Linked DNA regions of Mus musculus: region 2 is linked to region 1. The links are chromatin loops, found by intact Hi-C in ENCODE. Cell type or tissue: gastrocnemius. All regions are shown on one strand.

Region 1 (8,000 bases):
AGGGCTTGCTTTGGCTGGTTCAGGGACGGCCCCTCGCTCCCTGGGGCTAGCGTGTGTGCTGCGGAAAGGCTCAGGCCTTGGAGAAGGTGGCAGTAGCTGTCCCGGTGCCAGGGGTGGCACCCGGCTCCTCAGCCCAGCGGTTCATGCAGCGGCGACGGGCGTTCATGAAGAAGTTGCTGACAGTGTTGAGCTCCAGGCCCAGCTGCTGCGAGATGGTGGCTTGCATCTCCTTGGACGGCCGCTTGTTCTCCTTGAAGATGGCAATCAGCGTGCGGCGCTGCAGGTCTGTGAACACGAGGCGTTGCTTCTTCGGCTGCAGAGCCCTCTCCTTCTGCTGATCCTGCTCTTTACGCTTGCAGGCTGGAAAGGGGACAGAGGGGAGAGAGGACATCATGGGGGGGGGGTGAGGGGACACAGACACGTGAGGAGGGGCAGAACACTGACCAGGAGTGAGGAAACGTGGTCAAGGGGACACAGCAGGGACAAAGGGATGTGAGGGAGGAAGAGGACGGGAGACACAAGGATGAAGAGATGGGACAAGCCAGGGGAAGGAAGGGGAGGGGAGGAGGCCAGGCAGAGTCAGGGGACAGGGAGCAGAAGTCTGGGAATCAGTGTAAACTGGACCACTAGGAGAGAGGCAGGCAGAGACAGCCAAAAATGGAGGACAGGACAAGCTAGAGAGGTATGGGGAAGACATGGAGTCACACAGTGTGGGGACAGATGAAGCAAGGGGCAGCTGGATAACACAAGTCAGAGCCATCACTGGCTGCAGCAGAGCCTCCAGAGGGGAGCGGTCCTCAGCTTCCTAACGCTAATCCTCCCCTCCTCCCCGGCCAGCCAGCCGCTTCAGCAAGGGCTCCTGACTCCAACCCCAAAATGGGCCCCTTCCCCAGAACTATAGGTGTAGGTGTTGTGTATCATACCTGACATGCTGCAGTCCCATCTGTTGAGGACAAAATGGGACTCATGTGTGACTGGTCTGATGAAGACGTGGCTGACTGTAGGCCCTGGGTTATATCTCAAGCAGTAAAGAGTCCTGACCGCCTGTTGGCCCAGTTCTGGAACTCCCTCAGGACCTGTCCACCTCAGTTCACAGCCTTTGTCTGTTGTGAGCCCATCCCCCTGCCTAAAATCTCCCAGGGAGAGGTTGGGGGCGTGGCTAGGGGGTAGAGGGTCTACAAATTGGAGTTAGAATGTTTGTCATCTGGTCTAGATGCAACTCAAAACAGATACAAAGATGACCAGATAAAGGAGAGAGAGCGACAGTTTGTAACATAATTCAGAGGGTAAAAGCTTGCCACCCTCACTCAGTGACCTGAGTTCAATCCCTGGAACCTGCATGAAGGTAGAAAGAGAGAATCAACTCTAAAACATTGTCCTGTGGCGCACAGCATGTCTTTGATCTCAGCACTCAGGAGGCAGAGGCAGGAGGATCTCTGAGTTCAAGGTTAGCCTGGTCTAACAGAGTGAGTTCCAGGACAGCCAGAGTTTTGAGCCAGGAAAACCCTGTCTCAAAACAAAACAAAACAAAACAGCATTGACCTTTGACCTCCATAGGTGCACCATGGCATGTGCGCACACACACACACACACACACACACACACACATGCATCATACATACACACAGCAACAACAACAAATAAAAAATGTAAGTACATAGATATGATGGTTAAAGATAATTGTCAGCCTGACAAAGTGTAGAATCACCCAGGAGACCAGGGTCTGTGTTTGTCTGCCGGGGAATTACTTGATTATTTTCATTGAAGTGGGAAAACATGCCCACTGTGCGTGGCAGCATTCCCTAGGCTGGCATCCTGCCTACTGTGGGTGGCACTGTTTTCTAGGCTGGTATCCCTGGAGTGAGTGCCCTAGCATGCATGTTTTCACTGTCTCTTCTAACTTTAGACAGAGTGTGAGCATCTTCCCCAGCTGCTAAAACCTCCTCTTCCCCAAAGCAATGAACCTGGAACTATTAGCCAAGCAAACCCTTGTTCCCTTGAGTTGGCTTTTCTTGAAGTATTTTATCACAGTGATAGGGAAGGAAGGAAGAATCAGGACTGAAGCACATGGGTTTCATGTGGATGAATGGAAATGGGCAGACACGTCTTTGTGACGTTTCAGAACCCTGAGAATAAATAAAAATTTCCTAAAGCTTCCAAAAAGGAAAGGCAGATGCCATGGGAAAGATCCAGAGAAGCTTTCAGGGGGTCAGAAACCAGAAAACAAAAACTCCAAGGGCAGATGGGGCTGGAGGCGGCTCCGTACTTAGGAACATTTGCTGCCGGTGCAAGGAACCAACGTCTAGGTCCCAGAAGACTGGGCAGCTAACCTGTAACTGCAGCTCACAGGACTCTATGCTCTCTTCTAGCCTTTGTGGGAACTGGTATGTACAGAGACACACTCATATACGTAATCAAAAGTAAAATAGCCGGGTGGGAGTGGTGCATGTCTCTAGTCCCAGCCCTTGGGAGGCAGAGGCAGAGGGATCTGAGTTCCTGGTCTATAGTGTGAGTTCCAGGACAGCCAGGGCTGCTGCTCAAGCAAACAAACAAAACCAAATAAATTAATTAATTAAAAAAGAAACAGGGGCCTAGAGAGATGGCTCAGCGGGTAAGAGCACTGACTGCTCTTCCGAAGGTCCTGAGTTCAATTCCCAGCAACCTCATGGTGGCTCACAACCATCTGTAATGGGGTCTGATGCCCTCTTCTGGTGTGTCTGAAGAGAATGACAGTGTACTCACATACATTAAACAAACAAATAAAATAAAAGAAAGAAAGAAAGAAAGAAAGAAAGAAAGAAAGAAAGAAAGAAAGGAAGGAAGAAAGAAAGGAAGGAAGAAACAAGGAAAATGTATATTCCACCAGAATATTTCGCCAACTATCTTGATATTAAGCACAAAACTGGGATGAAGGTACAGTGGGAGTGATGTGTAGTGGTCACACCTTTCATTCTAGCACAGAGACAGGGGATCTCTGTGAGTTCAATCCCAGCCTGGTATACATAGCAAGTTTCAGGCCAGCCAGGGCTGCATAGAGAGCCTGTTTAAACAAACAAACACAGCCGGGCCTGGTGGCGCACGCCTTTAATCCCAGCACTAGGGAGGCAGAGTTGGCTATACAGAGAAACCCTGTCTCGAAAAACCAAAAAAAAAAAAAAAAAAAGAAAAAGAAAACAAACAAACAAACAAACACAGAGAGCCAAGGACTGCAAGAGTGGATGATATTTCACAGATCTCTCTTCCTTCCTTCCTTCCTTCCTTCCTTCCTTCCTTCCTTCCTTCCTTCCTCTCTCTCTCTCTCTTTCTCTCTCTGTCTCTCTCTCTCTTAGTCTCTCTCTGTGTCTCTGTCTCTCTCTCTCTCTTGGTCTCTGTCTCTCTGTCTCAGTCTCTCTGTTTCTGTCTCTCTGTCACTGTCTCTCTGTATCTCTCTCTCGGTCTCTGTCTGTCTCTGTCTCTCTTTCTGTCTCTCTCTTTCCCCCATCCCCCTTCAGGGCTTACATTAAGTGTAGGATAAGTGAAAAATGCCAGAACAGAAGAGAACCTGGGAGTTGCTCTGTAGGAGAGGGTTCCCTCTGGAACTGCTGCGGTACCAGCCTGGAACGGAAAGCTCCAGGGTAAGTCCTGAGAGCTCACTGCCTCATGAATGCCTCCCTTACACAAGCCTCAATGAGTTGGTTTTGCCTCCCGCTTGGGCAGTGAAATTGCTCGAGTGGCTTAAGGATCTGCAGAGTTGCACAAAAGAGGAAATGGAATCCTTACAGTCTCTGTGGCTGCGTCATGGATTCGACACGCATGGCCAAACCACGAGCATCCCATGGCAAAAGGTGGATCTCTCAGCAGATGGGCAAGCTGGTTGGGGGCGGGTGGGGTTTAGAGATGAAGGATGTCACAAAGGCTGGGAGAAAGCTGTCAGTAAAGACCTCAGATAAGCAGGAGGGCCCGAGTTTGAATCCTCCAAACCCACGAGAGTCTGCTGTTGAGGTGAGCTTCTGAAATCCTAGCGCTGAGGACTGGGAGACAGGCAGATCCCAAGACAACCCTGCCTGGCCCTAATCGGTGAGACGCAGGTCTCCTGAGAGACTCTACTCAAAGGAAAAAAAAAAAGAAAAAAAAGAAAAAGGTGGATCAGGGCAAGAGGGACACTCAGCTCAGCGGTTACAGCACTGTCTGTGAGCACAGAGGATCCAGGTTTGTTCCCAGCACCCACCAGGGGCCTCACAGTCATCTGTAAGTCGAGCTTCAAGGGGATCCCACGTCCTCTCTGACCTCTGAGGTTGCCACGTGGTGCACAGACAGACATGCAGCCACAACATTCAAATGCATAAAGTAAAACTAAACAAATTTCCAAACAAATAGTGTGAGAGGAATTGAGAACCTCTGACGTCACCCGTGCACGTGTGAACACACAGACTGGGATCTGAGGCACGGGCGGCAGCGGGACCCGTTTTGGTTGCTGGAATAAAATACCGAGGTGAAGAGAGCTAGGGGGAAAGGGTTCATGACAACTCGGCTCGCAAGCTTGCTTGTGACTACCCAGCTTGCACTCTTGCTTGAACTCAGCTGACTTTTCCCCACTCTTTCTTTTTACATTTTAGTTTTGTTTTTAGTTGAGAGTGGGGCAGTGTCTTGCGTGTGTACGTGCAGTACTTTCTCAGGCCAGAAGGGGGAGGCAGATCACAGGAGCTGGAGTCACAGGTGGCTGTGAGCTGCAGTTGCTGGGAGCTGTGGCTGCCCTTAACTACTGAGCTGTCTACACAGCCCCCTCCCATGCCTTCTCTATTCACACAGTTCAGGACCCAAATCCAGGGACAATGTACCAGTCTTCTTCCCACCCAAGGTAACACAACAGAGAACCCCTTGGCCAGTTATGATAGTGCATGACTTTAATCCCAGCATTCGGGAGGCAAAAGCAGGTGGATCTCTTTAAGTTGACCAACCCAGTCTACAGATCGAGTTCTAGGATAGCTAGGGCCGCATAATAGAGAGACCCCGACTCAAACAATAACAGAGCACAAAGGTGATCCCACACAGACAGGCCCACATCCACCTACGCTACAGTCCCTCACTGAGACGCCATTCCCTGGTAGTCCTTGGTTGCCTCAAGTGGACAATGAAAATTGACTGTTGCCCAGCCAACCTGCATGGTAAGACCCTGGCTTCCATCCTAAACCCTACAAATATGCACCTATATTTGGCAAAGGCTGGCAGGTAGATGGTGCTCCATGCTGGCGGATGGACACTAACAGAAACAAAGGGAGATGGTCTTCCCTGAGGTTCTTAGGAGTGTGGTGGCAGATACTCATCCTGGGATGAGGATCCAACTAGAAGAAGAAATCACCCATCTATCTATCTATCCACCCATCTACCCATCCACCCATTCACCCACCACCCACAATCCACCCACCCATCCATCTACCTACCTACCTACCCACCCATCCACTCATCTATCCATCCACCCATCCATCCACCCACCCATCCACTCATCTATCCATCTACCCACCCACCCACCCATCCACTCATCTATCCATCTACCCACCCACCCACCCACCCATCCACCCACCCACCCATCCACTCATCTATCCATCTACCCACCCACCCACCCACCCATCCACTCATCTATCCATCCACCCATCCATCCACCCACCCACCCATCCATCCACACATCCCATCCACCCATCTACCTATGGTACCACCTAGCAGTCTACTACTAGACTGTTAGAAGGGGACAGAAATACAGATTCTCAGAACACACAAGATTTTCTTGTCAAGAGCTTTCTATGGATTTGTTATTCTGTCCTTATGATAAAATATTCCTTTTATTCACACAGAGACAGTAAATCATTTGTCTAGAGAGGGCCAGCCAGAGACAAACCATTGACAGGCCAGACCTGGGTGGATCTTCTTGGAGTCTCTAAAGGGGAACCCCAAACCCAGGGTAGGGGAGAGGCCAGCCACAGAATAAGTCTGGAAAGAAACAAAAAGTCCCTTTTGGGTGGATGGTTCATGAAACCACTGCCTGCTCCCTGTCTTCCGTCTAGTGACACAGCCCTGGCTCCAGGCTGAACTGCTGTCTGAACCCATGGTCCCCCCACTCCCCATTTCCCGCTGCCCAAGAGAAGGATTCTGGAAGATGAGGCTACAGGGACCCTTATAGCAGCTGTCAGCCTCTAAGTCAACTCAAGCCAAGCTCTCTCCATTTCAGTGCAGAGGAAACTGAGCCTGGGAGCACCAGGCCAGTCACAGACTCTTCTTCAGGGCCCAGGCTGACCTATGGTGTGGGTCCATCTCCATTTAAGAGATAGCCTCATCCTAGGCTGAGTTCTTCTCTCTCACCTCCAGTGATCATCTCCACTGTCTCTTTCAGACTCCCTTCCTTCCAAGCACTGCCATGCACCGTACATCTGCCCTATTGTCTTCACCTCCATCTCCTCTTCCATCTCCTCTTTCTCTTCCTCCATCTCCTCTCCCATCTCCCTCCTCCTCCAGCGCCTTCATTCCCCTCCATCTCCTCCTTCATGTCTTCCTCCTGTCTCCTCCTTCACCTTCCACTGTCCTCTCTCAATCCCACCCTCCCTTCCCCCATTGCCACCTAGACAGCCAACTGCCCAACGCCCGCCACACCCATCCTCCCCACCCCATCCCCGCCCTCACTTCTGCTGCATTTTGGCTTGCTCTCTTGCTTTCTTCTCTCCCATCCGCACTGTTAACCGTGGTGTCCTCAAATCACTATTAAACATAGCACGATCCCCACCCTGGAGTCTACCTCCTCTAGCCTGGGCTCCCAGGGCCACCTCCAGGGCCCCATCAGCCTTCTCTGTGCCATCGGAGCTGCCTCACACAGGTGCCTTGACAGCTGCAGGGCTGGGGTCATAGTCATCTAGTTCTAGGGATTGGGGTGAGTCTACAGGCCTCTCCTATCACCAGTAAAACCAAGACACACAGTGTTCAGTGCACACCAGTCCCATACAAGCCTCCTCCACCACCCCTCTGTCCTGATCTGTGGCTACCCCGCCTTTTTTGGAAACCAGGGTCTCATTGTGTGGCCCTGGCTGCCCTGGAACTCACCTTGTAGACCAGGCTGGCTGCTGCTCCCATGTATTAGAATTAATGGTGCGCACCAACATGGCTTGACAACTTTTTAAAAAAAAAGATTAAAAAAAAAAAAAAAAAGAGTTGGGCATTGTGGCGCACGCCTTTAATCCCAGCACTCCGGAGGCAGAGACAGGCGGATTTCTGAGTTCGAGGCCAACCTGGTCTACAGAGTGAGTTCCAGGACAGCCAGGGCTACACAGAGAAACTTTGTCTCAAAAAAACAAAACCAAAACAAACAAAAAAAAGATTAATTTTTCTTATTTAAAAATTTGTGTGTAGCTGTGTCTACACTGGGGCATGTGCAATGAGTTGCCCCATGTTGTTGGGTCTGGAGCTGGAGTCACAGGGTTGTATTCCATGTGGCAGGGAATTGAATTCAGGCCCTTTAAAACAGCAGCCACCCTTAGCCACAGAACCTTCTCTCCTGCCCCTCGCCTTGGAGCTTGTAGGTTTGGCTAGACTGGCCGAGGGCAAACCCCCAGGATCTCCTGTTCCTGTCTTCCCAGGGCTGAGACTACAAGTAGGTGTCACCATACCCTGGGGTGTGTGTGTGTGTGTGTGTGTGTGTGTGTGTGTGTGTCTGTGAGAGAGAGAGAGAGAGAGAGAGAGAGAGAGAGAGAGAGAGAGAGAGAGAGAGAGAGAGAGAGAGAGCCCGTGTTCCTGCCACCCACCAGCTTTGCCCCATCGTCTTGAAGTTCACATTGTGTCCAGAAGAGGGCAGGCGCTCCCGGTCTATTGGGTTATATCCCGCAAAGGCATGGCAGCTGGAGGCGAAAACCCTGAGTTTAGGGTGTAATCTGTTTAGACTCCGGGTTTTGCACGCGGGGAACCTGCGTTGCCCGTTTCTTGGTTCTCTAGAGTTACTAGAGTCTACAGACCACCCCAGGCCAAGGCCTTATGTGCAACTG
Region 2 (8,000 bases), 130 kb after region 1:
AGTCTGCTTCGGCCTTTCCGGACACAGGACCCTAGAGGGTCAGAAACTTCTGCCTCCTCCTCGGCCATGGTTCAACTCCTAAGGAGGAACACGCGGCAGGTTACAGAGCCCATAGGAAAGCCAGGCATGAAAGGTGACAGGCTATCAGATACATGGCGCTCAGCCAGAGAAGGAAGAGGCAGGACATCACACGTCGTCGTATGCCCCGTCTATAGGAGAGGGGTCACTCCTAAGACCTACATCCTACGCTGGGACCTGAGGGGCTGGGCTGTTTGAGGTTATGTTCACCGCCACACACAGAAAATCCCAAGAACCTCTCTTGGGACCTTACTGTCATGGGGGGGGGGGGCAGTCTTTCTAGGAGCAACGAAGGTCCTGGAGGGTGAGAGGTGTGGAAGCCCACGCATGCCTTTAGTCCCAGCACTCCCGAGCCAGAGGCAAGAGGATCTCTTGAGTTTGAGGCCAGCCTGATCTATAGAGTGATTCCCAGGATAGCCAGAGCTACACAGAGAAATCTCGTCTTGAAAACCAAAAAATAAAAGGGGGTCAGGGTGGAGGTCACCCTGGCTTAGGGCACCAGGTCCCGTGTGTGTGTGACAGGTGGTCTGAGGGAAGAGACCCTTGAGGCCACTCACCTGGATCTCAGCACTTGGTAGACTGAGGCTGGAGGATGGTCAGCTCAGGGCCAGCCTGGACTACATGAAAACCTGTCTTAAGGAAAGAAACGAAGGAAGCAGGGAGGCTTGGGTGGGCTGTGGCTGGGTAGAGTGCTTACCCAGCATGCATGGGACCCTGGGTTTCAGAGCCAGCACTGTATAAGTCAGGCGAGCTGATGCAGGCCTTTTTATTCCTGCATGCAGGACGCTGAGGCAGGAGGATTAGGAGTAGACAGTGAAGCAGTCAGATAGACACAGGGTGAGCCTGAAGTGACAGGGACGCACCCCAAGGACACTCAGCCTTCAGCCTTCAAGATAACGGAATCAGCCCGTCGTGCCCTGATGTTTCAATGGCTCCACTGAGACTCTTTGTCCCCGCAGCCCTGACCAAAGAAACTAAAATTTGGAAGGCACAACAGCGAGTGGTCAGCAGCAGAGGGTGGCTGTGGCCGCAGGGCAACGGCTGGATAAGATAAACTGTACAGCTGACAGCACCTGCAAGCTGCCACAGTTTGGAAAGGAAGAGAGTGACCCGCAGGGGGTCGAGGACAGGCAGAGCAAATTGGCTGGTGGAGGGAGCCTTCAAAAGGAGGTGGGACCTGGGGACCTGAGTTCCAAATGGTGTGTGGCTGCAGGCATATGTGGGAGCGGCTGGTGCCACAGCAGTCGCAGGGAGCTCAGAGGTCAATCTGCAGGCCCTGGCTCTGCCCATCCACCCTGTGTCTGGGCAGCAAACTAGGTCCTCAGGTTTGGAGGCAAACACATTTCCCTGCTGAGACAGCTCACCAGCACTTTAGTCTGTTATATTTCTTTACTTGCCTTTTAAAAACATCATCTGGAAACCGGGCGTGGTGGCGCACGCCTATAATCCCAGCACTCAGGAGGCAGAGGCAAGCAGATATCTGAGTTCAAGGCCAGCCTGGTCTGCAAAGTGAGTTCCAGGACAGCCAGGGCTATACAGAGAAACCCTGTCTCGAAAAACCCAAAACCAAAAAACAAACAAACAAACAAACAAACAAAAAAACCCAACAACAAAAAACCCCATCATCTGATTTAATATCTATGGCATTTTGCCTGCATCTCTCTGTGCATGTACGTGCAGTACCGGCAGCAGCCAGAAGGGGGCGTCGGTCCCCTGGAGCTGGAGTCACAGAAGGTTGTGAACCCCCATGTGGGAGCTGGGAACCGAATGGATCCTCTGCGGGAGCAGCTGGGTGCTGTAGCCGCTTGCCCATCCCTCCCGTTCTCCCTGAGGTGTCCCCAGACCCTGAGCCCTGGGACCACAGGCCGACACTTCTCCTCCACTTCTGGTTAACATCCAGGTGTTGACATAGGCGAATCAGGGCAACACAAGGACAAACTGATAAAAACACTGGGATCCCAGAGCACAACACACACACACACACACACACACACACACACACACACACACACACACACACACACACACGAAAAACGTAGCATCGGCCCTCCCCTTCTCACCATCTTTCTGGTGCTCAGGAATGTCCTGGCAGATGCTCTCAGGAGCGTCAACGCTGAGAAACAGACAAAAGTCAGGTCTCAGGTCCTCATCAGTCGCCTCCAGAGTCTCTGTTCACTCCCTATCGGTGATAGGGAGTGAACAAAAGCATGGTTGCAGTGGTAGATTTGACATCCATCACTGCTGAGCACGGAGCTGGGGAAATTGTGAACCTCCCAGGCAGGTTGAACAAGTGTGGAGCAGTCAGCCCTAGATTTGCTGTGCAGCTCAAAGACCTTGAGACAGGGCAGAAGACCCCAGTGTGGATTCACTGTGCTGACACCCTCAGCTGGCATTATGGACCGTGAAGAAGCAAGACAGAAAGGAACACACGGGAGGGAATCCTGGGATTCTTCTAGAGATCTAAAACATAAATAAAAAGCCTCTGAGGAGGCTGGAGAGATGGCTCAGTGGTTAAGAACACTGACTGCTCTTCCAGAGGTCCTGAGTTCAATTCCCAGCAACCACATGGTGGCTCACAACCATCTGTAATGGGATCTGATGCCCTCTTCTGGTGGGTCTGAAGACAGCAACAGTGGTGGCACACGCCTTTAGTCCCCTGCTAACTATAATCATTTCACGATAAATGACACAGGCAGAGATCAAGCGTTGGATTCTATAAATATTTCTACTAGGGCCTGGAAGATGGCTCAGCAGGTGCAGGAGCTTGCTGCCAAGCCCAGCAACGTGAGTTCAATCCTCAGGACCCACATGGTGATAGGAGATAGTGGCTCCAACTTGTTCTCTGATGCCGGGCAGTGGTGGCGCACACCTTTAATCCCAGCACTTGGGAGGCAGAGGCAGGCAGATTTCTGAGTTCGAGGCCAGCCTGGTCTACAGAGTGAGTTCCAGGACAGCCAGGGCTGCACAGAGAAACCCTGTCTTGAAAAACCAAACCAAACCAAACCAAACCAAACAAAACTTGTTCTCTGACCTCCCCATGATCATACACACAACAAATATGGATTTACGTTTTAAATTTTATTTGCTTAAGAATTCTATGCTAAAAAGTTCACTCACCTCAAGGCCAGCCTGGTCTACAGATCTAGTTCCAGAACAGCCAGATTATACAGAGACCCTGGATCAAAAAAAAAAAAAGGCGCCCTGGACCTATCTTCTGTCGCCCCCGTGTGGCCAAAGCGGCACATAACACCTTGTTCACAAGCACAGCTTGCACTTCCAAAACTCGCCACGCTGGGCCCTGTTTCACCAAGCAGCCCACAGTGAGCTGAGCCTCTGCCTGCTACAGGGCCCTCTCTGATGTGTCCCAGGCCTTGTCTCTTTCCCCAGACTCTGACAGTAGTAACTGGAAAGTGGTTTTTTGTGGGTTTTTTCTTTTTCTTTTTCTTTTTTTTTTTTTTTTTTTTTTTTTGGTTTTTCAAGACAGGGTTTCTCTGTGTAGTCCCGGCTGTCCTGGAACTCACTCTGTAGACAAGGCTGGCCTCGAACTCAGAAATCCACCTGCCTCTGCCTCCGCTGGGGTTAAAGGCATGTGCCACCACGTCTGGCTGTTTTGTTTTTGTTATTTTTTTAAATTAACAGATAAATTTATTCTTCACTTATTTACTACACCTGACTGCAACTTCCCTTCCTCCTAGCCCCTACAACCTCCGCTCCTCCCAGGCGCTCCAGATCCACAGTTGCTCCACTTCCCTTCAGAAAAGAGCAAGCCTCCGAGGGATATCAACCAAACACCACATAGCAGGTTACAAGATGGGCACAAACATCTCATATCAAGAATAGGCGAGGTGACCCATTACAAGGAAAAGCTTCCCATGAGCAGTGACAACCCCACTCCCGCATCACCACACATTTGCAGAGGACCAAGTGCTGACCCATGCAGGCTTAGAGCTTCAGTGTCTGTAAGCCGCCCTGAGCACTGATTGACAGATCCTGCGGGACTTGGTTTATTATTATTATTATTATTATTTCAGTTAATTATTTTTTCTTCAGATGGCATCTCATTATGTAGCCCTGGCTGTCCGGGAATTCTCAATGTAGACTAGACTGGCTAGTCACAGACATCCCCCTGCCCCTGCCTCCAGAGTGCTGGGAATAAAAATGTCTACCACTAAGTCTCATTTCATAGTTTTCAGTAGAAACGCCTGTGGCTTTGTGTGCAGAACTCCTGGTTGGGAGTGCCATAGCTTCATGATGATCCACCGCTGCCACCCTAGCACTCGGGAAGCCGAGGCAGGGGGATTTCTGAGAATTCAGGATAGAGAAAAACTTGGTCTCAAAAAGCAAACAAAGAAAACTGATTCATCACAATGGCTCAGGGGCACCCGAGTTAGGTTCCCAGAACCCACGTGATGGGAGAGAACTGGGTCCTGCTCCCTACCCTCTGACCGACATGCATGTTAGCCCACATCAATGACAATGCTCACCAACAGGGCCAGGGCAGCAACTGCAGAGCTTACCCAGCACAAAACCATGAGTTCCATTCCCAGAACCTCCGAAGCCCTGTGTGGTGGCACACGCTTGTGATCCCTGCACTGGAGAGATGGAAGTCAGAGGGTTGGAGGTTCAAGGTCATCTACTACTTAGAGGTATCAGTGACTTCACTGTACAGAGGGGGAAACTGTGGCTTCTAATTCACCCTCTCTCCCCCTCAACCGCCAGACATTTGTAAAACTGCCATTAAAAAAAAAATCTTTAATCCCAGCACTTGGGAGGCAGAGGCAGGTGGATCTCTGAGTTTGAGGACAACCTGGTCTACAAAGTGAGTTCCAGGACAGCCAGGGCTACACAGAGAAACCCTGTCTCAAAAAAAAAAAAATCTCAGAGCTGCAGAGATGGCTCAGTGGTTAAGAGCACCCACTGGTCTTCCAGAGGTCCTGAGTTCAGTTCCCAGCAACCAAATGGTGACTCACAACCATCTGTAATGAGATCTGATTCCCTCTTCTGGTGTGTCTGAAGAAAGCTACAGTGTATTTATATACATAAAATAAACAAAATTTTTAAAAAAAGAAGAAGGCCGGCCTGGTCTATAGAGTGAGTTCCAGGACAGCTAGGGCCACACAGAGAAACCCTGTCTCAAAAAATCAAAAAAAAAGAAAAAAAAAAAAGAAAAAAAATCTCCCCTCATGCCACAAAGTCACCTTTAATCCCAGCAGTTGGGAGGCAGAGGCAGGCAAATTTCTGAGTTTTTACATGCCTGAGTGCTTTTCAGTATGTGTATGATCTGTGTGATACACTTCCTACAGAAGCCAGAAGATGGCGACAGAGCCCCTGGAACCAGAGTGACCGCCAGTTGGGAGCTACCCTAGTCCGCTACCTAGTCCGTGCAGGTTGTGGGGGTGGCTTAGCAGGGCGCTTCTTCACCCTCTGCGCCTTTGCTTTTCTTTCTTTCCTTCTTTCTTTCCTTCTTTCTTTCTTTCTTTCTTTCTTTCTTTCTTTCTTTCTTTCTTTCTTTCTTTCTTTCTTTCTTTCTTCTTTTTCAATGCAGAGTTTTGTCCTCCTGAGCTAGGGGACACTATTGCAGGTTGTTGTCTTCGATATCCTGGGCCCTACAGAGTGCTAAGCGCTGACCCTGGCCTCTACTCACTCCATGTGGGAACCCCCTGAGTCCTGACAGCCCAAATGTCCCCAAAGTGTTCTTGGAAGGGCAGAACCACCCAGCTGGATCCCTGGACTTACAGAAGATTTTTGTCACTTCCTTTTCTTTCCTTCCTCCCTCCCTCTTTCCTTCCTTCCTTTTTTTTTTTTTTGTTTTTTCTTTCCTTTTTTTTCTTTTTCGAGACAGGGTTTCTCTGTGTAGCCCTGGCTGTCCTGGAACTCACTCTGTAGACCAGGCTGGCCTCGAACTCAGAGATCCACCTGCCTCTGCCTCCCAAGTGCTGGAATTAAAGGCATGCACCACCATGCCCGGTTCCTGTTTGTTTTTGAAACAGGGTTTCTGTGTAGCCCTGGCTGTCCTGGAACTTTGTTGCCTCTGCCTTCTGGGATTAAAGGCATGCGCCAGCACTGTCTAGGTCCTGGTTTTAAAGATTTGTATGAGTGTTTTCCTGTATGCTCTGGGCCATGATGTCCAGAAGGGGGTGGTGAATCCCTTGGAGTCACAGATGGTTGTGAGCCTCCACGTGCTAGGAACTGAACCTGGGTCTTCTAGAAAGGATGGCATGCTCTTTTAAAAAGACATTTCTTTCTTGTTTGTTTGTTTATTTGTTTTGTTTCAAGACAGGGTTTCTCTGTGTAGCCCAGGCTGTCCTGGAACTCACTCTGTAGACCAGGCTGGCCTCAAACTCAGAAATCCTCCTGCCTCTGCCTCCCAAGTGCTGGGGTTAAAGGCATGTGCCACCACTGCCTGGCAAGATATTTATTTCTTTTATATGAATACACTGTCGGTCTGTGTCTTCGGACACACCAGAACAGGGCATCAGATTCCAATGTGAGCCACCATGTGGTTGCTGGGAATTGAACTCAGGAACTCTAGGAAGAGCAGTCAGTGCTCTTAACCGCTGAGCCATCTGGAAGCTGTGCTCTTCATGTTTCCCCAGTGATCACAAGACTGCCTGGAGGTTTCTCCATCTGCGAGGCCTGAAGAGGAGCCAGGAGAGGAGATCAGGCACTACCCACCACTCTGCACATCCCTGCCTGTGTCGGGGCCTCTCCCTGAATCTACAGCTGGGCTGGAGGCAGCAAATCCCAGAGCTCCCTGTCTCCTCCCCACACTGGGATGGAGATCCAGGCTGGTTATGTGGGTGTTGGAGATGCAAAGGCATCTATCTCCTCATCCTAGTCCCGGAAGTGCTCTCTCCGTTAGCCGCCTCCACAGCTCCAGTCTTTGCTTTCACAGAACAGGAGCTAGGTTCTCTGCCCTTCACCCAGGTGCCCAGGCTCACTCACCCAGCTTGTCTCAGCCCCTCTGGTGGCAACAACTCACTGCAGGCATACCCTCTCTTAGCTCTTTGTCAGGACCCACAAGGAGGAATAAATTGGTCTCTGTGCAAAGGAGGCGTCTTGTGAAGCCCAAACTGGCCTTGAACTTGCAGCCTAGCCCAGGATGAGCTTGGGTCCACTTCCCGAGTGTCAGGGTGACAGGTCTGTGTCATTTCTCCAGGCCAGGGATGAACCTGAGACCTCAGCTACAGCCTCACTTCCGTTTTCCTTTTTAATGTCTGAGACAGGGTTTTGCTCTGTAGTTCAAGCCTGGAGCATGTGATCCTCCTGCCTCAGCTGCGGGAGTGAGCATTGGGAGGTGTGTACTGCCACACTTTTGGCTTGGTTTTCTTGACTCGCTGAAGCGGGGTCTCGATGTATAGACCTGCTTGGCCTGAGTCCTCGGCTGATCTTGAACTTGTGGCAATTATTGTGCATCCAGCTTGCAGGCACGTGCGACCAGGCCTGGGTCACGGATGTTTATTGCTTGGTTGGAACAGCTAAACAACACCAGGTCAAACCAGTTTGAGTCAAAATGTCCCTTACTTCCCCTGTGTTTCTCCACATCCCCGCCAGGTTCCCCACTGCTAAATAGAAATTTCAGTTCTGGTCTATTCCAAGAAATCCAAGATACAGTTATGTCCCACTGAGACTTCCTGTGATGCAAAGTCAAAAGACAGACTCGACAGACTCAACTCAGAAATCAGCTACAGAAGGACGCGGCTCAGCAGTCTGCCCTCCTCTGATGCCACAAAAGCACAGCAGAAGCCCCACCCTGGCCCCTCACTGGGGGATTCTAGACTGGGGGTGGAGGGGGAGTTCCATCCATGACCACGCCCCAGCCCCCTCATTGGAGGATTCTAGGTGGGGCTCCACCCCTTCCCCTAAGTTCCTTTTGCTTTGTGAGAGGGTGTCTCTGTGATCCCCGCCAGTCTCCTGTCTCA

Evidence for each region. Hi-C counts contacts between places; a loop is a spot of excess contacts. Peaks named below come from ENCODE experiments on the same cell type or tissue, not always from the same donor. Only the 100,000 strongest peaks of a DNase experiment are listed, where the experiment ranks them.
Region 2: it touches region 1 in a loop (2.2-fold over the local background); 15 of 42 quality-filtered maps call a loop at or near these places.

What each region holds. Positions count from the first base shown.
Region 1 is chr10:80,506,217-80,514,216 of GRCm38, reverse strand. It overlaps Onecut3 (one cut domain, family member 3), which reads right to left. Exons shown (of 2, transcript NM_139226.3): 2 at 1-360. The coding sequence ends at 71. Among named protein-coding and RNA genes, the nearest start is that of Onecut3, 15 kb to the right of the region's middle. In gastrocnemius, CTCF peaks have their summits at 4,653 (motif pointing right) and 7,819 (motif pointing right); DNase peaks (open chromatin) are centred at 4,667 and 7,812; H3K4me3 peaks cover 691 bases; H3K27ac peaks cover 321 bases.
Region 2 is chr10:80,371,698-80,379,697 of GRCm38, reverse strand. No RefSeq gene overlaps it. Among named protein-coding and RNA genes, the nearest start is that of Mex3d, 12 kb to the left of the region's middle. In gastrocnemius, CTCF peaks have their summits at 1,775 (motif pointing right), 2,709 (motif pointing left), 3,339 (motif pointing left) and 5,385 (motif pointing right); DNase peaks (open chromatin) are centred at 1,804, 3,322, 5,404 and 7,883; H3K4me3 peaks cover 257 bases.